Linked DNA regions of Homo sapiens: region 2 is linked to region 1. Evidence: read pairs that join two places in POLR2A ChIA-PET (ENCODE). Cell type or tissue: HCT116. All regions are shown on one strand. Each heading gives the region's core, and the rest is flanking DNA. Links, peaks and the distances in the headings are about the cores only. Region 1 holds the start of LMX1B (LIM homeobox transcription factor 1 beta). Region 2 holds the start of RALGPS1 (Ral GEF with PH domain and SH3 binding motif 1).

Region 1 (8,000 bases), core at 1-8,000:
AGGGAAAGGCAATGGCTTCCCCAGGGTGCTCCTCATCCTCCCTGCATGGAGAGGCTCATGGTAAACCCTGTGTACCATGGAACCTGGGTAGAGAACCTGTTGGCAGTGTGGTGTGTGTCCTTGGAGACAAGGTATTCCCTGCCATGCTCATGGTGAGAAGAGTAACAGCAATAACTTCCAGAGTATTAATAACAAGCCAGGCAAGATGCCAGGTCCTTTGGGGCACCTTATCTCAAGTCCTTATAAGAATACTTGCCCCCAGCAGAATAAGTCCCCATTTCACAGAGGAGGATCAGGTAGGTGCCACGGCCGTGGGTCTCTAAGCCTGGCTCCAATGGACAGGGCAGGAAAGAGCTGACAGTCACCAATCACATACCCCAGAGGAGATCCTCCCAGCCTGCTTCCCCCACTCAAGAAAAATAGGGCAAACAAATAAGGCCACACCAGCCCAGCGCCCGGGGAGTCGAGGGTGAGCCAGGAGTCACTGTGAATAATGCCTCCGTTCAGCAGCAGGGGACTGCAGCCTCAGGAAGGCCTGTGCTTACCGTCTTGCACACAGCCAAGGTGCCGGGGTTAAATGGAGAGGTACCCTCCAAAGGGCCAGAGGGTCCCCAGACTTGGGCTGCCAGGGTGAGCCCTTTGGGCCTCAGCCCCCAGAGACAGCACCATAGAAGCCTTTTTGTAAGGCAAAGTCCTGGCTCCTCCTCCCAAGCAGTTTCCAGGACAGGCGCTCTGCAGCCCTGAATGAGTTTGATGGTTGGGGCAGGGGGGCTCGCTGGTTGGGGTACACACTGGGGAAGGGGTGCTGCTTGAGACTGGCACCCTGCAGGAGGGCCTATGGGAGGCCTTCCAGGCTGGCAGAAGAAGTAGCCAGAGAAGGCCGGAGCCTGACTGCTCTCCCCCTGGGCCACACCCGAACGCGGGAGCTGGATGGGGAGTGTGGGGGGAGAGGTGAGCCTCCCAAGAAGGTCTTTCCCGGGGTAAACACTTCCAAGGAAAGGAATGCGCAGGGCAGAGCGGTTGGGCCACTGGAGCCACAGCCAGCTGGGGGAAATTTTTTAAAAACTCACCCCAGGACTCAAGAGGGCTTTCTGTGAAACTCAATCAAAGCCTCGATGCTCCCCTGCTGCCAACGTAGGCACATCCTACCTGGACAGGCGAGCCCAAAGGGCCCCCAGCGGGCCCGGCGGAGCCCTGAAGTCTGTGTCGCCGAGAGGCTCGGCCGCCCGGGCAGGCCCTGCGGGCGGAAGGACGCCGCGGCCCCGCCGCCGAGGTAGGAGCGCGGCCCGGGCCGGAACCCCGCGTCTCGCCGTGCACAAAGGCGCCCGCTTGCACCCCAGCGGGTCTCGGGTCGCCAAACCTGGGAGCTGTCTTACAAGCGATTAGACTCCATTTTGTGACAGATTTTTGGACTCTCCCACCGACCCTCCCCCCTTCCGGAGCCTCCTCCAGGAATTCTCCACCTCTTCAGGATAAAAACCCTTTCCAGACGAGCGACAGACGGCAAGAAAAGAGAGTTACATAATTCTATTCGGCCAAGCCGCCAAGATAAAAACATGGGAGGGGGGAAAGTGCCTTATTTTTCATTTGTTCTCCGGTGGAGGACGGTGAGAGGTGTTCTGATTTGGGGGAGGCTGCGTTTCCTCTCCGTTTCCTAACTGGTTTTCTGTCCGAAAAGGCTGCTTTTTCTTTTTTTTGAAGGAGCCCCCAAAACTCACACATGGGGAAAAAGGAGACTTTTGGAGTTAAGAGTGAAAATGCCCAAACTCCACGGCCGGCGCTCTGCTCTGCCCGCCAAGGATGTACAAGAGGATTTTTATCAAATTCGGCTCAATGTGCCCCAGTGTCAATTAATCACCCCCGTGGTGCGTAAGACAACTTGGCACTTCTGGGTGTCTGGGATCTTTGAGAACAAATCGAAAGGAAGAAGAGACATTTACTAAAAATGGCAACCTCTTTTTAAGGACGGAGCCCTGCAACTCAGCCAGGGGTGAGGACACATTTTTCAGAAGTTGTGTTTGGTGGGGGGATTGTTAATTTCTCAATACCGCTGACGCACAGACTCGACAATATCAAGAAGGCACGTTTCTGCGCCCGCTTGCTTGGATTCCTGTCTGAAAAGCATTTACGCACAGATGAAATAAATATGCATCTGCAATTCTCAAAGAAAAAAAGAAATGTGAATAAAAAAATTTTTATTGTGCAAAGAACATCCCTTTCCAGTGGCTGCTGCCTGCCTGGAGCGGCGCTCCATCTCCCTGTGAAACGACTCACTGGCTATTTGTCCTGATAACAATCACCCCACCCCCCACCCCCCACCCCCAGCACATCCTGCCGGCCGGCCTAACGCAGATACCTAATTGGCGTTATTGGAAAAAATAGAATGAGGGTGGAGGAATGAACTGTCCACAGCTAGAATAATGCACTCCCCACCCCAGGCTTCAGCCCCACAGGATCCAGACTGAGTGAGGTCTTCGGACCTGAGATTCGCCCTGTGCCAAAAATCATTCTCAACACACCGGACTGCACTGAAGAAGCTGGCTGTTAGGTGACTCTTTCCTTTTCTTTTTAAAACAAATATACTTTGGACAAAGCAGTAGCAAATGCTTAACGTTTAATTGTTTTGTAAGATGAGGGGGTGAGCCGCTCATCTCTAAGGCAACATCCAGCTGAAATTTCGTGACTTTACCATTCTGTGCCTGAAGAACCAGGGGTTATCCTTTCCTTTTTTTTTTTAAAGAGAAGCTCCGTAAATAATTATGGGGAGTGGGGGGAGGGCAGAATATGTACACGCGATTCATAAGTCTTTTCAATATATTAACAAGTTTTTTTCTTTTTTTTAAGCTGTGCAAATGATTTGGAGGCCGGTTTTAGTTTCCTGGGCCCCCTTCCCCCATGTGTTGTCGTAAAGGCTGGTGGCTGAGCTGGGTGTAAGTGGCACTGCCAGAGCTCGGGATCAGGCAAGCAGAGTGAGGCCAGGGGTGCAGGGCGTGGTGGGGAGGGGGCTAGAGGCTGGTGCACCCTACAGAGGGGCTCCTCTAGCCAGCCCAGAGCCCACAGCCACATCTACCCCAAACTATTTTCCCCATTCAATTTGTGCTGCTCTATGCTTGGGCTGTGACTGAACGGACTGGCGTCTCCCTCTCCCGGAACTAGAATCATATTAGTTCAGAGCACAGCACAAAGCCGACCTACGGCAGTGTGCCTAAATCTGGGGTGCTTCCTACTGAGAGGAAGGCCTCAGCTGCACTCTGGGACCAGCAAAACAGCTGAACCTCTGAATGGACTCCAATCCCTACCCAAAGATCCCTCAGCCGGAAGAAAGAGCTAGGTGCAAAAAGCAGCTCAGGCTCAGCCCCCAGACCACCAGGCACAGCCAGAGCCTTTTGGGGTAGAATCCGATGCCCTCTCTAGGGCTCTGGCCTGCACTGTTTCCAGGCCTCAGTTAAACAGTTGGGCTGCGCTGCTTTCCACTAGGCCCTGGACTGGGGACAATCCCTGGGCAGAACAGGTAGGTTGCACTCACCACGAGGCGCCGGCAGCCCAGCTTTTCCTTCCCTGGAGGCTTGGGCATACACAGCCCTCTCTGAGCACCAAACCACCTAAGCAGCCTACCCGCTCTGCAGCCTCATCCAGGACGGTTTTCTGGCATCACTAAAGTTTTCGCAGGCACCCGCTGTGTCTGCAACAGAGCTTTGGGGATCTCCACACCCCTCTTTCAGTTGTGGCTCCTCACTGCCTCCCTCCCAATTGCAGTGCCAGGCAGAAAACCCAGGAGGTCAAAAGAAAAAGCCTGCATGTCCTGTTGTCTGTCCCCAACCCCGGCCATACAAATCCAGTCTCAGCTAAAAACTAGTTAGCAAGAAGGGCTCAACCCACATCTCTGGCCTCAGCCCTGAGGTTTGGGTTATACCAGGGCAGAGCGGGCCATCTCCCTCCTCAATACACACTACCAGAAAGGAGGCCTTGTGGGAAGGGCTGACTCAGTCAGCTCCTCACTCCCATTGGGAGCCCCAAATTGTAACTTGCCACCTTTTGAGATCCTCTTCCTAGAGTGCTTCTCCAACCAAAGAAAACTGCAAGTGCAAAATTCCCGCATGGAACGGTTTGGGGAATATGGACATTCTTTTCTCTCCATCAGGGACTAAAAGTGCAGCAGTGAGCCTGGCAGAAAGGGGGCCTCCCTTGCCGCTCAGGCCGTTCAGTGTCCCAGCACTCCACCTCCTGGCTCCTGGCTCCAGGCTCCAGGAATCCCAAACCCCCACACACCAGGCCCTTGAAGCAGTCCGCCAGGCCTGGCTCCCTAAAACATTATTTTCCTTTGGAAATCAATTTTGGGTTCCCAATTCAGGCCTCCGTAGCGCCAGACCCTATATCCCAGGACCCAGGCACCAAATCCCTCGGCCGGCCCAGCGCAGGATTCCGGGACAACGGATGGCAACTGGGGGCCGTCCGGAGGCTCCCAGGACCCCATCAGTGCCCGCTGGGCTGGGCTGGTCCGCCCCAGCCCCAAGACGCGCAGCTCTCGGAACCCTTGGAGCTGCCCGGCCCAGCCGCGCACAGAGCCGGCGGCAGAGCGGGCGCGGGCCGGGCCCGGCAGGGGGCTGACCGGGCTCGAGTGCCGGGCGGTGGCGGGGAAGGAGGACGAGAAGCGCTTACTGTTGGTAGTCTTGTTTGCAGTACAGTTTCCGATCCCGGAAGTAGCAGCTGGTGGTGAGGGCTTGCTGACACGCCGCGCACTGCAAACACTCCTCGTGCCAGGACGACTCGTTGACTCGCATCAGGAAGCGGTCGGAGATGGGCCGCTGGCAGCCCTCGCAGACGGCGGGATGCGGGCAGTCGGAGCCTGTAGCGCACAGGGCGAAAGCCCGGCCGTCAGCGCCGCCCGGCCCAGCCCCGGCGTCCCGGTCGCACCGGGCCCACAGCCCTCGGCCCCGAGGGCTCGGGCCGCCCGGGATCACCGCCTGCCGCCTGCGCTCCCCGGACCGCCGCGCCAGGGGCCGGGCGGCCCCGGCTAGTCCGTCCCAGTCCTCGGGCTCCGGCGTGGAGAGGCCGCGGGCCTCGAGCCTTGGCTCGGCGCTGTGCTCTCCCCTTCTCCGGAGAATCCGCGCTCCGTGTTAAGACAAATGACAACGAGCACGGCGCAGGGTGGCCGGCTGGGACCAAGACAGGCGAGGTGAGGCTGGGGCGCTCGCTGGCTGACACGCCCCACGGTGGCGTTCGTGGTCTTCTATCCCCGATCTCCCCAAAATCTGTGGTTTGAGTGACCAGGGAGACGTTTTTCTCTTAGAATCTCCCCCACCCCAGGTGACCTTGCGCCTCTCCCAAGCTCGCCAAGGTGATTGCTAGGTCCTCCATCACCCCTGCCACCCGCCACCTACCACATCGGAGTGGCAGCTCTAGAACCTAAGCCTGGAAAGGATGGTGGGTGGCGACTGGAGCTGTCCTGTCCCCTCAGGACGCCTGCCGGAGGCGTACTTGCGGCCCTCTGGCGATCACTCCAGGAGTCCTGTCTCTGCCTCCTCCCCATGTCCTGCAAACCCATTTCCTTTATCCGTTGGCCCCAACGCCCGTGTCCACAGCCGGACGACGCCCCATCCCACGCCCGAGACCACTCGGGCGTTCCGACCCCGCACTCACCCAGCAGCACCCCCAGAGTGGCGGGCCCGGGGCGCAGGGCGTGCTCCTCCATCTTGATGCCGTCCAACATCTTGGCGCAGTCCGTCTGCCCGCGAGGGAAGCACCTCTCCAGCGACTCGGGACCTGTTGCTATATCCATGGGACGCGGGGCGCGCTGCGGACCCCGCCGGCCGGGCTGCTCGCCCGCCGGCCCGTCCACCCGCTCTCCGCCGCCGCGGCCCTGGAACCGGGGAGGCGCGGCCCCCGCAGGGCAGGGGTTGCGCCGGCCCCCGGCGATCGTGGAGCGGCGACGCGCTGGCCCCGGGCCCCGGCGTCGTGCGGGCGGGCCGGGGCGGCTGCAGCCCGCGCCGCGCTCTCCCGGACACTTGCAGCCACGCGCGCCGGCTCCTCTGTCACCTGCTTGTCAGTCCCGGAACCCGGCGGCGGCGGCTGCTGCAGACGGAGCCGCGGGGAGGAGGCGGCGGCGGCGGTGGCGGTGGCGGCGGCGGCAGGCGGGGGAGGGGGTGGGGGTGCAGGGGCGGCCCCGCGGGCCGCGGGGGGGGCGCGCGGCGCAGCGGGGTCCCGGGCGGGGCGCAGCGGGCCGCGGGGCTCCGGGCGCGCTCCCCGCGCTACTCCAGTGCCATGGTGCGCCCGCTGAGCCGCCGGGTTTAGAGCTGGGGCTGGCGGCGGAGGGATACGGGCCGCCTCACCTCCCGAAACTTCCTGACATTTGAACCCCGCGGCCGGTATCCCTGCGCCGGGATGCGCCGCCGGCTCCACGTCAAATAGTGCCGTCCCGCCCCCCCGCGCGCCCCGGGGCTCCGCGCCCCTGGCCCGCGCCCCGCGCCGCGCCTGGCCCCGAGCTCAGGCCCCGGCTCCCCGGCCCGGCCGCCCCGCGGGCCCCTCGCAGAAGTTTTGATCGTCTTCGAAACAAATCCCTCTGCTCCACCCCCTTGAAAAATTGATTTGGGAGTTGGGGAGCGAAGGCTTTCTTTTTTCTCCTCTGCCTTCTTTATTATTAATATTTTGTAAAGCTCCAGCGCTACGAGGAGTGGCCCCGAGCGAGGCCAGACTGCGCGGACGGCAGGGAGCGCGGCGGCTCCGCCAGGGGACGGCGCCGGCCGGGAGTGGCCGCTTGGGAACCCCCGACTGTCGGCCGAGGTAGGTCGCGGGGGCTGAGTCGGAGTCCCCCGGGCGGCGGCGCCTGCTCGGGGCCGCTTGGTCCGCGGAGAGGGCCGGCTCCCAGGAACGAAGGACGGGGGCGGGCAGAAGGCGAGGACGGCTGGCCCTGGACTCGTGCAAGGGGGGCCCAGGCCCAGGAACGGGGAGTGAGCCTGGAGTGTGGGTGAGGGGTCTGGGAAAGCTCCGGGCCTGGCAGAGATTGGGCGGGGGACTGAGCCGATGGGAGGTTGGGGCCCCGGGATCGAGAATGGGGGACACTGGGACGACAAGGAAGGTCAGGCCTGGGTTCAGGCGACCGAGAGTTTAGAGGACAACTAAGGCTGGAAAAGGGGTCCCCGGGCAGGGGCAGGAGCAGTGGGCAAGACCCGGGCCTCCTAGGGTTTGCAGTGAGGGGCGCTAGGAGGGAGTGGTGGCCCCAGGGTAGCGGCTCTGAAGAAATTAGGTTGGCTGCCAAGATCGGGGTCCTTTGGCGGGTCGGGTGCCCGGCCAGGGGTCGCTGGGACGCGCGGATCAAGGACAGTGCTCTAGCCAGCCTGGGCAAAGTGGACCTCGGCAACGGGACGCGAAAGCTGGCGAGATGGAGCTGCCGACTTCCGCGCCAGCCGGGCCTGGCACCCGCGTCCGGTGCGAGAGGCCACAGCGTCGGACCGGCTGTCTGCGGCCCGTGGTCCCCACCGACGCGCGGCTCACCGGGGAGCAGGGGGGCGGTTGCGGCCCGGGGTAGCGGCGGGCTGACCCCCCGCGATCCGCTGCGGGGCGGCCCCGGCCCCTCCCGGAGCGAGGCAGCGGCGCGGAGCCGGGCGGGGGCGGAGGGCATGGGGGGCGGGTCCCCTGACCTCGCTGGAGGCGAAAGGGCGGATCGGATTTGGAACCTGCGGGAGGCTTGGTCAGAAGTGGCCCCCTGCGCCGCGGGGCCCCGCGGAGGGGCCCGGCTTTGTGGAGGATTAGAGGCTCCCGCCCTACCCTACCTGCGTGTGTGTCGGTGGGTATCTGTGTGTGTCTGTGCGTGTCGGGCCCCCGCCTCTGCGGCTCTTGCCTCCGTGTGCTCCTTGGCTCTGCACACACGGTATGTGTGTCCCTGCAACCTTCCAGACTCCCAGGGGTGAATCTGTGGATCTGTGTCTGAGTCCCCTGCACCCGTGTGTATGTGAATGTGTGGGTCCTTCGTGCCTGTGTCTGGGGTGTGTGTCCGCATCATT
Region 2 (9,012 bases), core at 1,013-9,012, 300 kb before region 1:
CTCTGCCACGAAAGGAGGCCCAGAAACACTCCTCACAGAAGCCAATCCAACCAACTCTTCCCCCGAGTTAAAATCTATGAGCCACCTACTCAGCTCCTTTGGCCTGCACCTCCACAACTCCAGCCCAAGGCAAGGGAGAGCAGCCATACTTCTGTGGAAAGGAGAGGTGAGTTTCAGCAAGCATGAGCAGCTCATTCCAGACTTGTCCATTTTTCTGCTTCCTCATCTTGACTTTCAGCATCTGCAACAAATATTTCCTTCTTCCCCATCCCTAAGATTTTTTAGGACAAGTATCATCAGCCATACCCAAAGCCTACACCTAGCATATAGCACAGCACATGCCTGTCTCAGAGTCAGCACTCAAATATTTGGGGAGTGAAGAAGTAGAGTCCAGAGAATGGGTTTCACCAGAGACCTGGTGACGTATAAATAAGAATTTGCCACCACTTAGTAGTATGATTTGTCTAAGCACAGGTCCATCACACTATTCAACAAGAGCCTACCCTGTGTCAAGCTCTGGAGACCCAGCAGCAAAGAAAGCAGGAGACTTTCCCTGTGCAGAGTAGAGACACAGGCAAAAAGTCACACATGCAATAACATGATGTGTGCTCTGATCCAGGTACACACAGAATGAAAGTCAAGGGAGTACAAATAGGAGGGTGCCTGGAAAAATTAAGTAGGTTTCACAAAGGAGGGAAAATTTGAGCTGAGGAGGCATTCCAAACCACCCCAGGGAGAAGTCACTGTTCCCTGCCTCTGTGATCTCACACAATGCTCGCCTCCCACGACCTGGCCCACTATACTGTTTGGTAATCAATGGCTTGTGCGCCGATCTCCACACACAGCATGTGAGCACCTCAAAGGCAAGGACTTTAGGTATTCTCCATGGCTCACCCTTAATTGTCCAGTAAATATCTGCTCACAAAGAATAGAATCTATTTCAGATTATTAATAACATAGCAGCTCATCCTTCTTAAGCACCTACTATGACCTGCTATTGCTGTATGTACTTTGCATAGCATGATCTCCCTTCCTCCGCACAAAAACCCCCAAAGACAGATCCTATTATCATTATCTATTTTACAGATATGGAAACTAAGATGCAAAAAGATTAGATAAATTGTTCCAAGTCACACAGCCAGTAAGTGACAGAGCTGGACTTTGAATCAAGGCCTGAATGGAAAATCAGTTCTCAATTACCAGTGAACAAATCTCTTTTCCTTTCTCTTTCTGTACTCCGCCTTGCATCCAGATACATGGATTGCCCTTTAATCTACTGTTCACTGGGACCAAGGCCACTTTTTTTCCTAGGACAAAGGATGTCTCTTGTTAGTCTTCTAAACAATGACTGCTAACCAATACTGAGTAAACATCATTGGGGTGTGGGGGGTGGAGGTACAAAATTATGCTTATATCAGTCAAAAACATTTATTAAGAAGGAACTGTATATACTAACTGACACATTTTCCAATGCTAGAACAATGTCCAAAGTAAATCAAGTGGATACATGAAGCACCAATGAGTATGTATAAAATGCTATTCTTTGTGTAAGAGAAAGAATATATAATAAACAAGAAACTGGTAACAGTGGCTGCCTCTAGGGAAAAGGACTAGGAACTGTCAACTTGAGGCAAGAAAGACACTTACAACTTATTCCCTCACTAGCCTTAAAAAAAATCCATGTGTGGGCCCGGTGCGGTGGCTCACGCCTATAATCCCAGCACTTTGGGAGGCCGAGGCAGGCGGATCACCTGAGGTCTGCAGTTCAAGACCAGCCTGACCAACATGGAGAAACCCCCTCTACTAAAAATACAAAATTAGCCAGGCGTGGTGGGGCATGCCTGTAATCCCAGCTACTCTGGAGGCTGAGGCAGGAGAATGGCTTGAACCCGGGAGGCGGAGGTTGCTGTGAGCCAAGATCGCGCCATTGCACTCCAGCCTGGGCAACAAGAGTGAAACTCTGTCTCAAAAAAAAAAAAAAAATCCATGTGTGATTTTTTTTTTACTTCCTCAAAATATAAAATAAAAACTATACTTGCTAGACGTGGTGGCTCATGCCTGTAATCTCAGCACTTTGGGAGGCCGATGCGGGGATCACTTGAGCCCAGGAGTTCGAGACCAGCCTGGGCAACATAGTGAGACTCCCATCTCTACAAAAAATTTAAAAATTAGCCAGGTGTTGTGGCGCAGTACTTGGGAGGCTACGGTGGGAGGATCATTTGAGCCTGGGAGGTCAAGGCTGCAGTGAGCCGTGACTGTGCCACTGCACTCCAATCTGGCTAACAGAGGGAGACCCTGTCTCTTAAAAAAAGTTTTAAACGATATTCAAAGAAACCATTTATTACTGGGCCTTTCCCAAATGCTTACATACGTACGATTGCAACCATGAAGAATTATGTATGTTTACGAACAAAAATTGAATGAATTTAATGTGTGATGAAATGAAACCATGCAACAACTTTTGTCTTTTATGTTGAAGTTCACTAATTTTACTAATGTTACAATATTTTTGTGCAATAAATAAAATGTATGTTAAGGGTACAGAAACCATATGCATAAAAGTAGCAGGGACAACTTGCCACACCTTCTTTCCAGTCAAAGTCCTTCATCTGTTCTTTCAACAAGCATTCGGTGAGCACCTACTATGGCCAGGCAAGGTGCTAGACAGATATTTTTAAAAGAAGAACTAAACAAGAGGTCATTAGTTTCCTCCCTCCTGCCTTTGAAGAAAAGATGACGGCATGCTAACCAGAAGGCTAGAGCTCGAAGGACTCTTGGTGATCACATAGTCTAACACCCTCCTCACTCAGCTAAGAAACCCAAGGTCTGGAGACAGGAAGGGATTTGTTCAAGGTTACATAAAAAATAGAGGCCTCAGAATTCCCTGTCCTGCTCTCCTTGCATGTTACATGCTGTTCTGAGTAGCTTGTGTTGAAAGATGGGCAGGCAGTGAGAGACAGAACAGGACCCTAACCAGGTGGATCAGGTGCCTTCTCCCCTCCCGTCTCATTTATTCTTCATAACAACCTCACAAGGTGGGCATGGTTATCCTTGCTTTACAAATAAAGAAACCAAAGCTCTGTGAAGCTAAGGAAGTAGTGCTGGTTCACTCAGCAGGAGGTGGCAGCCTGCAGTTTCAAACAGACCTGACTGACTTCCAAGTCTGAGCTCTTACCCTCCATACTGAAAAGGAAAATCCATTTCAAGAGGTGGGCCATATCACAGAGCCTCACATGCAGTATTTTTCATTAATGAAGTATTTCTCTCCACCCTGAATGTTGCTAATCCCCTCATTATTCAACACATGTTCTAGGTCTTCTTTGCCACCAAGTTTGAGCTTTCCTTCTAACCCAAAGAGCATGATGGTCACTCAGACAGCAGCAGTCTCTGAGAGCCATTAACACCGCTTCTGCCAAGACAGAGTGGGAGAACTCTCACATGCTGCTTCTAGATCCTCTGGGACCTGCCACACAAGCACAGGCACCAGTAAGGGCCTAATCCCCTCAATGCTACTGGGTCACCACTGCACCAACTAGTGGTAATGAGGGAGGCCAGCACCATGGTTCCTGGCCCCTAAAGTCCCACAGCTTCTACAGTGAAAAAAAAAAAATTCAGGTTAGTAGAGAAGGCTCCACCTACCTTCACTTCTGTCCATGCAACGAAGGTAGGAGGCATTACAGTTTGGACTGGTCAACTACCAGTGAGCAGAGGCACTGGGCTTTGAAAGGTCACATATATGGGTATACAACACTCTTCTGAAATTCAGAAAAAGCCCTGTCATCCTGCTTCCTTCTCCCCGCCCCTGTGGGTACACAGTGGAGTCAGGCATTGCCTTCTTTTGGGGGTCTTCTTTTGGGGATTTTTGTGTGTTTTGAGATGGAAAAGTCTCACTCCATCGCCCAGGGTGGAGTGCAGTGGCACGATCTCGGCTCACTGCAACCTCCGCCTCCCACGTTCAAGCAATTCTCGGCCTCAGCCTCCTGAGTAGCTGAGATTACAGGTGCCCGCCACCATGCCCGGCTGACTTTTGTATTTTTTAGTAGAGAGGGGGTTTCACCATGTTGGCCAGGCTGGTCTCGGACTCCTGACCTCAAATGATCCACCCGCCTTGGCCTCCCAAAGTGCTGGGATTACAAGCGTGAGCCACCGCGCCCGACCCTCTTGGAATGTGGTAAAATCGGGGTCTGTACTTGGATGGGGGCAGAGGGACTTCCATAGCCTCAGGCCTGAGCTTTATGTTCCAGCTCAGAGTCCTCACCGGGGTTGGGGTCTAAAGGTCAGCAAACAAATGTTCTGCTGCTTCCACTTGCCACTGCTCCCTGCGTTGCAGCAGCTCCCTCAGAGGCCTCGCAGAGAGAAGCAGTCACGATCCAAGACACGGCTGAGTCTTTTGGGAACTCCCAACAAAACCTCATCCCAAACTGCGAAAAGACAGTGGTCTAGTCTCACCTCTTAACTAGAAACAAACCCTCTCTTCTTTAGACTCTCCAGTCCCTGAATCCAACCTGCCCATCGGCACAAGAAAAAGGAAACTCATAACTTTATCCAGCGATTTGCTCAGTAGGCACTGTTTCATCCTATCCTCACCAGGCCCCTGGGAGGCACACAGGCAGGTACTAACATGCTCATTTTGCAACGGAGGAAACAGGTGAAAAACTCTCCCAGGTAGCATAGTCAAAAGCTTCTGAATTCTCATCCCTGCTCTCCCCACTTAACAGGCTGCCATTTCAGTCTTTTTGAGACGCACTGCTGAGATCTACAGCAGCTTCTGGTACCAGTGGCCAGCAAGCCAGGACCCCTCCCAAGCCTCATACTACTCTTCAAGCACACACATTTTTCAACAACCGATCATCCAATGACAACCAACCCCCCGCCCCCCGCATCCTGGCAAGCCCCTTCAATAGCAACAGGAAAGCCCCTGAGGTGCGAAAAACAGCGCGCCCCACTTAGGGCGCGGCGTAGCATAGGGGAGGCAACCGGCCAGTAACCAGGGCAGCTGAGCTCCAAGCCCGAGTCAGCAGAGGCACAGGCAGGCCCGGACGGCCCTTCTAGCGGCAGCCCCGGATGCCCCCAGAATCCTCAGGGAGCCCAAAGCCCCCGCTCCCACCCAAGCACCCCTGGGCAGCGGAGAGGGCGGCCTTTCCTTCTCGGGCGACCACTCACCCTCGCCTGCTCCTCACCTGGGGCCCTGCTTCCGTACCGCAGCCACCCGGGCCCCGCCCCCCACCGCTGCAGGTCCCCGGGCCCCGCCCCCCGCACCTGTGCTTTCCTTGGGTCCAGCGCGGGCCGCACCCCACAGCCCCGCCCACGGCAGCCCCGCCGGCCCCGCCCCCCGCACCTGCAGCCGCGGCGCCCCGCCCAACTGCCCCCCCGGCCCCGCCCCCCGCGCCCGCGCCTCTTCCCCGCCGTCCTTCACGCTCCCGGGGACCAGCGCGCCCCTGGCCCCGGACCCCAGAACCCCCGGACCCCGGCCAGGCCCCGGCGCCGGGCACCCGCAGGCACGGCCCCGGCCCCGCCTCCCGCACCGAGGCCCCTCCCCGGCTTCGGCGGCCCTCGGGGTCCCGCCCCCCACACCTGCAGCTCCCTCAGGCCCGGCCTCAGGGCCCGCCCCGCCCCGCCCCGCCCCGTCGGCCGCGCCTCTCACCGCCGCTCTCCCCGCCGCCGCAGTCCCGGCCGGTCACCTTGACGCGGGCCGCAGTGGCTGCCGCCGCTTCCTCATGGCCCTGGGAGCGGCCCAGCGGCAGCGGCGCCTTCGCTTGGAGGCCGGGGCCACGCCGAGCCGGGCCGGGGCCGGGCCAGGCGCAGCTGGAGCGCGGGCAGACGCGGGAGCGGAGCCGGTGCCCAGCCGCAGTAGGAACCGTCCGCTCCAGGGCCTGAGCGGCGGGCCTCTCATCCAATCGGCGCGCGGCACCAGAACAGCCCCCCAACCAGCTCGTTGTAGGGGCGGAGACACGCAAATCGGCCGGCTGGTCGTACCAGTGCGCAGCCGCTGCATCCGCGGTCCTCCCGGGCCTCGGCCTCCGAGCTCATCTGCAGACGCCCTCCCCGCCCGCAGGGATGCTGCGCTGCCAGCACACCCGGCCCGCCGCCCGCCACGCCCATCCCCTGCCTAGAAATAGCCGCGCATCTTATTCCCCACACGGCCGTCCAGGCCTCACCCGATATCCCCCGTAAATCCCTACCTGGGATTTATCGTTTTCAACAAAAATGGTTTTGTGAGCGAGACATCGCCTTAGTGCCCATTCTTCACAGCTGGGAGGTAGGCACAGAGCCCAGAACGTCAGAGCCAGAAGAAACCTCGGAGTTCCTGGCGGGGCGGGGGGGGGGGCGGTCTCATCCATTTTACAGCTGGGCAGAGTTAGGCCCAACGAGGTGAAGGGACTTGCCCAAGACCACACAGGAGCAAAGCTGGGGAATGAGCCCGGATCCTGTCTCTCTGCTCCCACATCTTTACTCTGTGCCAGGCACGGTGAGGTGGGCACAGAGGTTAAGTCATTTAGCTAGAGTCGCAGGGATAATAAATTGCAAAGACAATTGAAGCCAGGTCTGTGAATCCCTGGAAATCTGGAACCACAGCAAAACTCCGTTCTGCCTCCCACAGACAGGAGGTACTATGACCTGCCCTACTCCGAAAGATTCTTGGACAAATAGAACATCATTCTGACAATCTTCAAAGTAATTTTGCAGTAATATGAATGAATATGGAATGATTGGTTATTATGCTTCCCAAAGCTTATGAAAGGAAAAAAGAAACAAACAAAAAAGAATATAAATAGAGTCAGTAGAAGTTAAACCACCTGTGTCTTAAAAGACCTCTGGGAGAAGTTTCTGCTATTTTGTATTAAGAAAACGGTAATCATCGAAGAAGGTGCTTAATTATTTTGCATAAAGAGAACAAGAGCCTGGCGAGTTGGCTCATGCCTGTAATCCCAGCACTTTGGGAAGCCAAAGCGGGAGGATTGCTTGAGTTCAGAAGTGTGAGACCAGCCTGGGCAACATGGCCAGACCCTGTCTCTAATAACAATACAAAAATTAGCGAGGCGTGGTGGCGCAGACTGTAGTCCCAGCTACTCAGGAGAGTGAGATGGGAGTATCACTTGAGCCCGGGAGGTCAAGGCTGCAGTGAGCCTCAAGTGATGGCGCCACTGCACTCCAGCCTGGATGACAGAGCGATACCCTGTCTCAAAAAAGAGAGAGAGACCATCCTGGCTAACATGGTGAAAACCTGTCTCTACTAAAAATACAAAAAATTAGCCGGGCGTGGTGCGGACGCCTGTAGTCCCAGCTACTCGGGAGGCTGAGGCAGGAGAACGGCGTGAACTTGGGAGGCGGTGCTTGCAGTGAGCTGAGATCGCACCACTGCACTCCAGCCTGGGCGACAGAGCGAGACTTCGTCCCAAAAAAAAAAAAGAAGAGAGAGAGAGAACAAGAGACAGTGTAGTGCAATGGTTCTGCCCTGGCTCTGCCACCAGCAAGCTGTGTACATGTGAGCAAGTTACTTAGCATATCTATGTGCCTCCGTTTCTTTCTTTTTTTTTTTTTTTTTTTTTGAGACGGAGTCTTGCTCTGTTGCCCAGGCTGGAGTGCAGTGGCACGATCTTGGCTCACTGCAACCTCCGTCTCCCAGGTTCAAGCAATTCTCCTGCCTCAGCCTCCCAAGTAGCTGGGATTACAGACGCCAGACACACCATGCTCAGCTAATTTTTGTATTTTAGTAGAGATGGGTTTTCACCATGTTAGCCAGGTTGGTCGCGAACTCCTGACCTCAGGTGATCTGCCTACCTTGGCCTCCCAAAGTGCTGGGATTACAGGCTTGAGCCACCGCGCCCAACCTGCCTCGGTTTCTTTATTGAAAGATGAGAATGATAAAAGTAGCAACCTCTTTAGACAGGCTGTTGGCAGGAATTAATGAGATGATACATGGAAGAGTGCCTGGCACCTAACAGGACCTCAATAAACATTGGCTACTATTATATTTACCTGTGTGACTTTGGGCAAGCACAGAAGTGTGTGCAATGTACGCTTGCTAAATGGCATCTATACTTTTATTATGCTTATGCATACTTTCTAAGTTTTTTCAATGAACACAGATTCTTTTGTGATATATTAGAAGTTATTATAAACCCAATTTTAAAATGAGGAAAGGTCATTTAATATTGATTCTTGATGCTTCCAGAAGGATGTATTCATTCTTTCTACAAATATCTAATGGTTCTCTGCTATGCGCCAAGTGCTACTGTAAATGCTGAGAAAACAGCAGTGAATAAAAGAGACAAAAATTCTTGTCCTCGTGGAGTTGACATTCTAGTGGGGTAAGGCAGCTATTAAAATCAATATTTACAGTAGTAGGCTAGATAGAGAAAAGTGCTATGGGAGTAAAATGAAGCAAGGAAGAAGGGAGTTCAACGTTAAAGAAGACAGAAAAGTTTAGATGGTGATAAGCGAGAAATAATAGGTTTCTTAAAGCAATAAAGCCAAGTGCAGTCTGAGAAAGAGAGAGAGAGAGAAGGATCTGAATAGACATTTCTCCAAAGAAGATACACAGTGGTCAATAAGCACATGAAAAAGTGCTCAATATCATTAGCCATTAGGAAAATGCAAATCAAAACCACAATGAGATACCACTTCACACCCATTAGGATGGCTACAACAAATAAGATAGACAATAACAAGTGTTGATGAGAAGGTGAAGAGAATAGAACCCTTGGCTGGGCGTGGTGGCTCACGCCTGTCTCCCAAGGTGGGTGGATCACCTGCGGTCAGGAGTTCAAGACCAGCCTGGCCAACATGGTGAAACCCCATCTCTACTAAAAATACAAAAAAATTAGCTGGGTGTGGTGGCAAGTGGCTATAATCCCAGCTGAGGCAAGAAAATCACTCGAACCTGGGAAGTGGAGGTTGCAGTGAGCTGAGATGGCGCCATTGCACTCCAGTCTGGAGGACAAGAGTGAAACTCCCTCTCAAAAAAAAAAAAAAAAAGAGAGAGAGAGAATGGAACCCTTATACACTGCT

What was found. ChIA-PET counts read pairs that join two places held together with the same protein. Peaks named below come from ENCODE experiments on the same cell type or tissue, not always from the same donor. Only the 100,000 strongest peaks of a DNase experiment are listed, where the experiment ranks them.
Region 2: POLR2A ChIA-PET joins it to region 1 with 10 read pairs; 2 of 35 experiments call an interaction of 5 or more read pairs at or near these places.

The regions. Positions count from the first base shown.
Region 1 is chr9:126,612,229-126,620,228 of GRCh38, reverse strand. It overlaps LMX1B (LIM homeobox transcription factor 1 beta), which reads right to left and starts at 6,301. Exons shown (of 8, transcript NM_001174147.2): 1 at 5,641-6,301; 2 at 4,660-4,846. The coding sequence starts at 5,779. LMX1B-DT (LMX1B divergent transcript) reads left to right here and starts at 6,430. Exons shown (of 2, transcript NR_184148.1): 1 at 6,430-6,780. RefSeq lists enhancers at 3,828-4,407, 4,988-5,567, 5,568-6,149, 6,405-7,373. In HCT116, for the core only: no CTCF peak of the experiment used is centred there; a DNase peak (open chromatin) is centred at 6,318; H3K4me3 peaks cover 1,734 bases; H3K27ac peaks cover 1,515 bases.
Region 2 is chr9:126,911,645-126,920,656 of GRCh38, reverse strand. RALGPS1 (Ral GEF with PH domain and SH3 binding motif 1) reads right to left here and starts at 5,875. Exons shown (of 19, transcript NM_014636.3): 1 at 5,682-5,875. RefSeq lists enhancers at 3,571-3,620, 4,914-4,983 and a silencer at 5,474-5,903. In HCT116, for the core only: CTCF peaks have their summits at 3,347 and 3,555; DNase peaks (open chromatin) are centred at 3,556, 5,286, 5,596 and 5,936; H3K4me3 peaks cover 1,721 bases; H3K27ac peaks cover 341 bases.